Regions from separate parts of the Homo sapiens genome. Here region 1 is linked to region 2. The links are chromatin loops, found by intact Hi-C in ENCODE. Cell type or tissue: ovary. All regions are shown on one strand. Each heading gives the region's core, and the rest is flanking DNA. Links, peaks and the distances in the headings are about the cores only.

Region 1 (4,385 bases), core at 266-4,265, 500 kb before region 2:
ACCTCTGGGCAGCCACTGCTACCATGACCCTGCTGGAGCCTGCTGTGCAGTGGGAAGTAGGCGGGGTGCTCAGGTGAGGACTTGCTGGTGGAGGGAGGTGGGAATCTTTGGGCTTCAGGAAGAACCCCTGGGACACCTGCAAATTATTATGTCATGACACCCAGGAGGTCCCTTTCATGTCTTGCTAACTGTCCCACCAGCACCCCCAGGGTGGCCTCAGTTCTTTCCTGGGCTGCACCCCGTGTCTGGGAACACTGTCATGGTGAGCCAAGCCCCAGGCCCTAGGATGAGCCCCAGGGTTCATTCATTCATCCCTTCTTCCACCTGGACAACATAATGGAGAGAAAAATCAGCTGTTTCGTATCTTCAGCCCACCCCATGACTAAGCTGCTGGTCTGACCTCTGTGCAAGCTTGGGTCTGTCCTGCAAATGCAGGGATTGAGAATATGCCTTCCAGACAGATCTGCTCCAGGGATGGTGATACCGTCTCTACCAGGCAGCTGTCATCTTGTTCCCTGTTGACAAGAGACCCAGAGCCCCAGGAACAAGGTGAAAAGACTCAGGAATATGGCAAATGATGGTGCCAAGGTCTAAAAACTCCAGAAGACCCTTTCCCTCTCCCCCTAACTCCTGGTCCAGCATTTGGAGCCAGATGTACTGACTGGCAGGACACTGAGAAGCCACCCCCCACCCTGCTTCCCTTGGGGCCTCAGAGAATGCTTTGAGGAGTGGGATACACAGGACTGTTTAGGTCCCAAGTACAGAAACCCAAGTTAGCCATGTTTAAGCAGGTTAGTGAAAAAGGAATTCATTGGCTCATATTACTATAAAGACCAGGGTTGGCTGGGCACGGTGGCTCACGCCTGTAATCCCAGGACTTTGGGAGGCCGAAGTAGGCGGATCACGAGGTCAGGAGATTGAGACCATCCTGGCCAACACGGTGAAACCCCGTCTCTACTAAAAAAAAAAAAAAAAATACAAAAAATTAGCCAGGCCTGGTGGCAGGCGCCTGTAGTCCCAGCTACTCGGGAGGCTGCGTCAGGAGAATGGCGTGAACCCAGGAGGCGGAGCTTGCAGTGAGCTGAGATCGCGCCACAGCACTCCAGCCTGGGCAATGGAGCGAGACTCTGTCTCAAAAAAAAAAAAAAAAAAAAAAAAAAAAAAAGTCCAGCGTGGCTTTGGCTTCAGGCATGGCTGGTTCTAGGGTTCCTTCATTCATTAATTTAGCCCTGGACCCAGGGCTGACTCCTATTGGATGAACTGGATCATGTGCTTGCCCCTGCCCCAATCACAGTGACCAGGGAGGGAGGAAGCGTACTGACTGGCCAGGCTTGGGTGGGCAGGGGATTGGGTGAGCCCTGTAGGAGTCACCTGGAAGGAGAGTGGGGAGGGGGATTCTCTGGAGAGAAATGGAGGTGAATCATTCAGGAGAGGGAAGTGGACTCTGGGCTGGAAAGCAGGAGACTCTGCCCTAAAGGCATGATGGCATTAGTGAGACTCACTGTACCTGGCCTGGGGAGGGACTGAAGGGAGTATGGGACCCTCTCCAGGAGCCCTAGGGCCTTGGCTTCCAACAGAGTCCTGGCAGCATCCCCCGACAGCCTCAGCAGGATGAATTTTGGGGGTCCTGGGAGCCTGAAGCGTGCACTCTTGGCTAGCGGGTCCGGGATCTTCTCTTCCTGGCTGTGGGTGTTTGTTGGAGAATGTCTCAATTTCTGGCTGAGGGAGAGGGAGAGGGTGTCACTCATTGAGTGTTCATTTATTTAACCCCGTAGACTTCACTCATCCATTCATTCATTCAGTCTTTCTGTAGTGCCTGTGCAGGGCTCTGGGGACACGATGATGACTGAAGCCCTGCCTCCTGGAGCGCAGGGAAAGCCTGGATTCTTAGGGGAGGTGAGTCGGAAGAGATGGAGCTAACCCTGGATCAGGACAGGCTTACTCAGAGGAGGTGACATTGAGCTGAAGGGAGGAGGTGACCATTTGTGGGAGGTGGGGGTAGGGAAAGGGAAGAAGTGCTTTCGAGGCAGCCAATGGGCTAAGATTCCAGTGACTAAATGGGGAACAGGATGTCTAAGGAGCTGGGGGTGGAAGGGTGTGGCTGAGCCTCGGGATGGGGGTTGGGCAGGAGGTGGCAGGGCCAGGCACAGAGGGCATTGTGGTTTGGTCACGTCAGGCTATGACCAAGGAACGGAAGGTTGTGGGGTTACCAAGGCCAGAGCTGGAAGCTTCTCTGCAGCTTATGTGCTGTGTGACACTGGGAAAGTTAAATGACCTCTCTGAGCCTCACTTTCCTCATTTATAAGATATTCTCAGAATTGCTGTGTTGATTTAGGCACGTGGATAATTTAGCATAGGTACTGGTCACAGTAGGGCTTTAAGTATCGATTATTGGTGTCAATCCTTATTTTCATAATTCCCTTTTGTGTGTAGAACGGGCTGTTGCTGTATGAGGAATTTGCTGGGTCAGAGCGCCCTCTGGTGGGCGTGGGGAGCCAGTTCAGGGAAGAAAGATGAAACCAGAGGTTTTGATTTTAAAGGGCACCACCCTCCCTCCCCTTCTTATTCTGTCCCTTCCTCCCTTTCTTTCCCTTTCTTCCCTCCACATGCATTCACCAGGGTCTGATCCTGCCTAGATGGGGACTGAAACAGCCCAGGTCCTACCTTCCCGGGGGGTTTACAGCCCGGTAGGGGGAGGCAGAGGAACCCCACCTGAGTAGAGCTTAACACTGGGGAGAAGGTGGGACTGCGGGATACAGGGCTTCATAGGAACCCGACTTGTTCCCGGGGCACTGGGGAACTAGAGAAAATTTTGGAATAAGGGAGGGGGAGGGTCAAGTTTGCGATGTCATGTGGATGAATGGGACGGGTGAGGCTGAGGCTGGACCCGACGGGGAGGCCGCAGAAGGCGTGGGCTGAAAGCGTGGAATGGTGTGGGCTGAAGGCGTGCAGGGCGTGGGAGGGGGATGTTGGGGCAAAGTCCAGGACCCTAGCCCACTCCTAGTTTGGGAGAGGAGTCTCTCTCACCCTCAGGGTTCGTCCCCAGCCTGGTGATCTGCTGGGAGCTGCCAGCCACTCATCTCTTGAACTGGCCCAGGCCTGGGGCCCTGTGTCCCCAGGCAGAGCTCCCATAGTTCCCCGTTAGCCTAGAGGGTCACAGCTCCCAGTCCCCCAGTGTGGGTCCTGCCACTCATGGGCCCTGGTGGGCCTGAGAATCTAGTGGGCCTCCTGGGGTAGGCTCTGTCCCTGAATGGGCAGAAACAACCTTTCAGCTCTCACAGTGGGGTGACATAGTGGACGAGGGATGGGGGATGCTGGGTCTCTGGACGCATGCCTGGGGGTCTCCCTAGGGGGTTGATGGTTTTGGCCTTCAGGCAGAAAGAACCTGGTGGCAAAGTTCCAGAGGTTAGCGGAGCCTAGCATGGAGGCGGTGAGTGGGGCTGCAGTGTGTGTGCGTGGGGGTTATGATGAAGCTGCAGGGAGCAGATCACGCAGGGCCGTGGGGAGAGCCAGGGCTTTCTGCGGGAGGCTCTGGGAGCCCTGGGAGGTTCCGAGTAGGGAAAGGACAGGGTCAGGTTTGTGCCTTAGGAACACCCCTCTGGAAGGGCAGGACAAGAGGCTGTGAGGCCAGGTGGAGGCTGAGCCAGGAACGTGGGCAGGAGAGGCCAGGTCAGGGCTGGGTGGGGCTGGAGGGTGAGAAGGGAATGGCTGGATCTGAGAGATGTTCAGGAGGCCGACTTGGCAGAAGAAGTGAAGTGACTGCCGGGCTGTGGGGGCTGAGGGGTCGGGAGGAGTCCAGGATGAGGCTCAGTCTCAGCTGGGTGATGGGGTGGAAGGTGGACTTCCCTGGGATGGGAGCAGCCTGCTTGGGGGTTGCTGCTGAGGCTGCGTCAGAGTTCCGGGCAACAGCAGCCTTTGGGAGGGGCCCCTTACCCCCCAGGACCCCGGATCCAGGCTCTCAGGAGTCCTGGGGCTGGGCAGGCAGCCAGAGGGGCCTGGCACTGAGCTGGCACGGAGGAGAACGGCCCTGCTGGCCCAGGCCCCTCGCTGTCTGGCAGGCAGTAGAAGGCACAGAGCCCCAGGCTCCAGGGCTGTGGGAATAACAATAAGAAGAATAATGACAACTCACCTTGGCCAGGTGCGGTGGCGCATGCCTATAATCCCAGCACTTTGGGAGGCTGAGGTGGGCAGGAGGTCAGGAGTTCCAGATCAGCCTGGCCAACATGGTGAAACCTCCATCTCTACTAAAAATACAAAAATTAGCTGGGGGTGGTGTCAGGCGCCTGTAATCCCAGCCACTCAGGAGGCTGAGGAAGGAGGATTGCTTGAACCCAGAATATGGAGGTTGCAGTGAGCTAAGATTGCGCCACTACACTCCAGCCTGA
Region 2 (4,385 bases), core at 310-4,309:
ATCTGAGAAGCAGATATTCAGGGGTGAAATGGTGAAAGGGGGGCGGTGTGTCATACACCTAATCTATAGCAATGGCGGTTTAGGTAAATTGTCTTTGTGCTGAAGCAGCATAAACTTAACTACTGATTTATTCTTTAACTCACTGGAGAGCAGCTGTGGGGAGTGGGCGTAACTAGGAGCCGGCATATCTGGCCACATTCCAATGCTTCAAAGGAGTGTCTTTCTCCTTGAGCACAGTGCTTGTAAATAAGAGAGCAGGTCACGCTCTGGCCATGGGAACGTGATGGCAATTAGAAGGCTTTCCTCATCAGAGGCCTCCTGTGGCTTTCCACAACTTATTGTCCCATATTTTTTACGGCCAGTTTATGCAGGCACCGCACAAGCCCTTTTCCCAACAACCTTGTCATCACCAGCACCTTTTCTTTTCTTCTTTTGTAATTACTTTTTGTGTTGAACTCTTACAGACTCACAGGAAATTGCATGGTACATACAGTCCCACGTAACATTCATCCAGTATTCCCACAGTGGGAACATCTTACATAACCATAGTATAATATCAAAACCAGGAAAGTGACATGGGTACATTACTGTTAACTAGATTACAGAGGACCTTATTCAGTATTCACCAGTTTCACATGCATTCCTGTGTGTGTGTGCACGCATGTGCATGTGTGTTTCTATGCAATCTGATCCATATAAATATTTGTATACCTACCACCACAATCAAGATAGAGACCCACAAAGGAATCCCCTTGTGTTACCACTATAGTGGCAGGCACACACACATATACATGCACATACACAAACACACTGTATCTGTCCCTTTGCAAATACCAATCTGTTCTCCATCTCTGTTGTGTTCTCATTGTAAGAATGTTATATAGGCTGGGCGCTGTGGCTCATACGTGTAATCACAGCACTTTGGGAGGCCAAGGCGGGTGGATCACCTGAGGTCAGGAGTTCAAGACCAGGTTGGCCAACATGGTGAAACCCCATCTCTACTAAAAATACAAAAATTAGCCAGGCGTGGTAGTGCACTCCTGTAATCCCAGCTACTTGGGAGGCTGAGGCAAGGAGAATTGCTTGAATCTGGGAGGCAGAGGTTGCAGTGAGAGTGAGCCAAGATTGTACCACTGCACTCCAGCCTGGGTGACACAGCAAGACTCCGTCTAAAAAAAAAAGTTATATAATTGGAATTGTACAGTATGAAATCTTTTGAGATTGACTTTTTTTCACTTAGCATAATGCCCTTGAGATTTATCCAGATTATTGCATGTATCAATAGTAGTTCTTTTTTACTTTTATTTCTTAACCCAGTAATATTCCTGTCTTAGTCCATTTTTTGTTGCTTATAACAGAATACCTGAAACTGGGTAATTTATAAAGAAACAAAATTTGTTTCTTACAGTTCTGAGGCTGAAACTGTGGGGTCCTTCTGTTGACAGCCTTCTGGCTAGTGGGGACTCTACAGGGTGTTGAGGCAGCATGGGGCATCCCATGGCGAGGGGGCTGAGGATGCTAGCTAAAGTCTCTCTTCCTCTTCTTATAAAGCCACCAGTCCTACTACCATGATAACCCATTCATCTATTAACTCATTAATTCATGAATGTATTAATTCATTTATGAAAACAGAACTCTCACGACCCAATCACTTTTTTTTTTTTTTTTTTTTTTGAGGCACAGTTTTGCTCTTGTTGCCCAGGCTGGAGTGCAATGGTTCAATCTCGGCTCATTGCAACCTCCACCTCCCGGGTTCAAGTGATTCTCCTGCCTCAGCCTCCCGAGTAGCTGGGATTACGGGCGCCCACCACCACAGCCAGCTAATTTTTTGTACTTTTAGTAGAGACAGGGTTTCATCATGTTGGCCATGCTGGTCTCGAACTCCTGACCTCGGGTGATCCACCCGCCTCGGCCTTCCAAAGAGCTGGGATTATAGGCGTGAGCCACCATGCCCAGCCCATTTTTTTAAAGGAAAGGAAAAAAGAAGAAAAATGAAATGCCCTGTGACTTTGGACATCAGCATAAAACTCAGTAACTCTGCTCTTGGTCTCTACATTATGGTTGCTATTACTGTTCGTAGGAGCCCGCTACTCCCTGGGAGAGGCAGGCCCTCAGGAAAATCACAGAACAGGATCCCTGTTCCGCTAAAGGGCTGCCCTGTGACTGACAGGTGCGGGAGAAAAAGTGCGCGAAAGAGGACAAACGGGGAGGGCGCGCCCTCTGGTGGCTGAAGGAGGGAACCGCGTAGCATCTTTTTTCCAGCGCCAAGAACAAGCTGAGGATGCGACCTGGGAGCCTGTTTCCCTGACCCGCAGCAGGCCAATCGGGTCATCCACGTGAAATATCGTATATCTGGCTTTTAAAAATAGTTATTAGATGTTTGTTAATTTGCTTCCTGTCTTCCCCACTAGAATGTGGGTACAGGAAGTCCTGGGGGTTTTGTTGTTGTTTTGTTTTGTTTTGTTTTAGACAGGGTCTGGCTCTGTTGCCCAGGCTGGAGTGCAGTAGCGCAATCTCAGCTCACTACAACCTCTGCCTCCCGGGCTCAAGCGATTCTCCTGCCTCAGCCTCCCAAGTAGCTGGGATTACAGGCGCCCGCCACCACGCCTGGCTAATTTTTGTATTTTTAGGGGAGACAGGGTTTCATCATGTTGGCCAGGCTGATCTCGAACTCCTGATCTCAAGTGATTTGCCCACCTTGGCCTTCCAAAGTGCTGGGATTACAGGTGTGAGCCACCATGCCCGGCCAAGGAGGAGTTTTTTAACTGACTTAATTGTAACAGATTAAATCAGGGCAGCTAGTGAGTCTGATATTTAAAACTTCAATTTTCTAAAACATATAGGGAATAAATCTAATTTCCCCCTATCCAAAAAAAAAAAAAGTGCACAAGTAATACAGTCTCTCAGGATTAAAGGCAACATAATAATCACTCATTGAAGTTGCAGTAAACGCTCACAAGGCATGTTTCAATTTTAGGCCAACAAGATACACAATAGGCCCAGTGCAGTGTCTCATGTCCATAATCTCACCATTTTTGGAGGCCGAGGCAGGAGGATCCCTTGAGCCCAGGAGTTCGAGTCTGCAGTGAGCTATGATGGTGCCACTGCCCTCCAGCCTGGGTGACAAAGCAAGACTCTGTCTCTAAAATGAAATTTAAAATAAAAATAAATTTAGAGAGTGAGGTGGGAGCCAGAATTTGAGGGCTGAGGAAGGAAGTCGAGGAGCCAGGCAGGCCAGGTCTTACCTCAGCTTCTTTCCTCGAGGTCACCGAGGTGCCGGGCAGAACCAGCTCACAGGGACAGGGTACACAGCTACGCACAAAACTTATGGACTATACGAGCCGCTCCATCATCCACAATGCAAAAGGCCCTGTGCCACAAGGATAGCAAGCTCACCCTGTTGGAGTCAGAGTGAGAAGCTCAGGGGCTACCCTGAACTTGACAGCTGGATCCTGGGTGTTCGGCTTGACCACCTGGTCCATGGAGATGATCTTCAACTTTATTTAAAGTGTTTGTATTGTATGTAAAAATAAGTAAGTAAATATGGCTCACACCTGTATGTAAAAATAAGTAAATATGGCTCACACCTGTATGTAAAAATAAGTAAGTAAATATGGCTCACACCTGTATGTAAAAATAAGTAAATATGGCTCACACCTGTATGTAAAAATAAGTAAGTAAATATGGCTCACACCTGTATGTAAAAATAAGTAAGTAAATATGGCTCACACCTTTAATCCCAGCATTTTGGGAGGCCGAGGCAGGCAGATCACCTGAGGTCAGGAGTTCAAGACCAGCCTGGCCAACATAGTGAAACCCCCATCTCTACTAAAAAAAAAAAAAAAAAAAATACAAAAACTAACTGAGCATGGTGGTGGGCACCTGTCATCCCAGCTACTAGGGAAGCTGAGGCAAAAGAATTGCTTGAACCCAAGAGGCGGAGGTTGTGGTGAGCCAAGATTGTGCCACTGCACTCCAGCCTGGGCAACAGAGTGAAACTGTCTCAAAAAATAAATAAGTAAATACATTTTTTTAAAGATACAGACTAAATAAAACTCTCACAATGGAAGGCTTCACTCCAGCTGGCTAATGTTTATATTCTTAGTGTCTTTAAGGGATCTGTGCCTCAAATGAAAGAACAGGCAAAAGAAAGGGAAAAAAGAAAATAAAAATTAAAAAAAGGAATGTGATGTGTAAATAGTCCTGTCTTTTTACAAAAGGCTGGCTTGGTGTTTTGTTGTCTTAAAGCTAAGGTACAAAGTTCCTGAATTCGTTCCAGGTTCCTCTATTTAAAACTTATACCTGGTGTGTCTGAAGTCCCCAAGGGAACAGGGTAGTCAAAGCATGTTCAAGGGCAGCAAGAAGGGGACAGTGGCTGCAGGAGT

Evidence for each region. Hi-C counts contacts between places; a loop is a spot of excess contacts. Peaks named below come from ENCODE experiments on the same cell type or tissue, not always from the same donor. Only the 100,000 strongest peaks of a DNase experiment are listed, where the experiment ranks them.
Region 1: a loop joins it to region 2, with 2.1 times the contacts of the local background. A loop is called at or near these places in 1 of 110 quality-filtered maps.

The regions. Positions count from the first base shown.
Region 1 is chr19:46,527,831-46,532,215 of GRCh38, reverse strand. It overlaps the pseudogene PPP5D1P. Among named protein-coding and RNA genes, the nearest start is that of PNMA8B, 34 kb to the right of the region's middle. RefSeq lists a silencer at 1,258-1,367. In ovary, for the core only: a CTCF peak has its summit at 2,464 (motif pointing left); DNase peaks (open chromatin) are centred at 2,120 and 2,487.
Region 2 is chr19:46,026,904-46,031,288 of GRCh38, reverse strand. It overlaps LOC105372421 (a long non-coding RNA gene), which reads right to left and starts at 3,478. Exons shown (of 3, transcript NR_187871.1): 1 at 3,246-3,478; 2 at 3,031-3,142; 3 at 1,375-2,356. In ovary, for the core only: a CTCF peak has its summit at 2,199 (motif pointing left); a DNase peak (open chromatin) is centred at 2,213.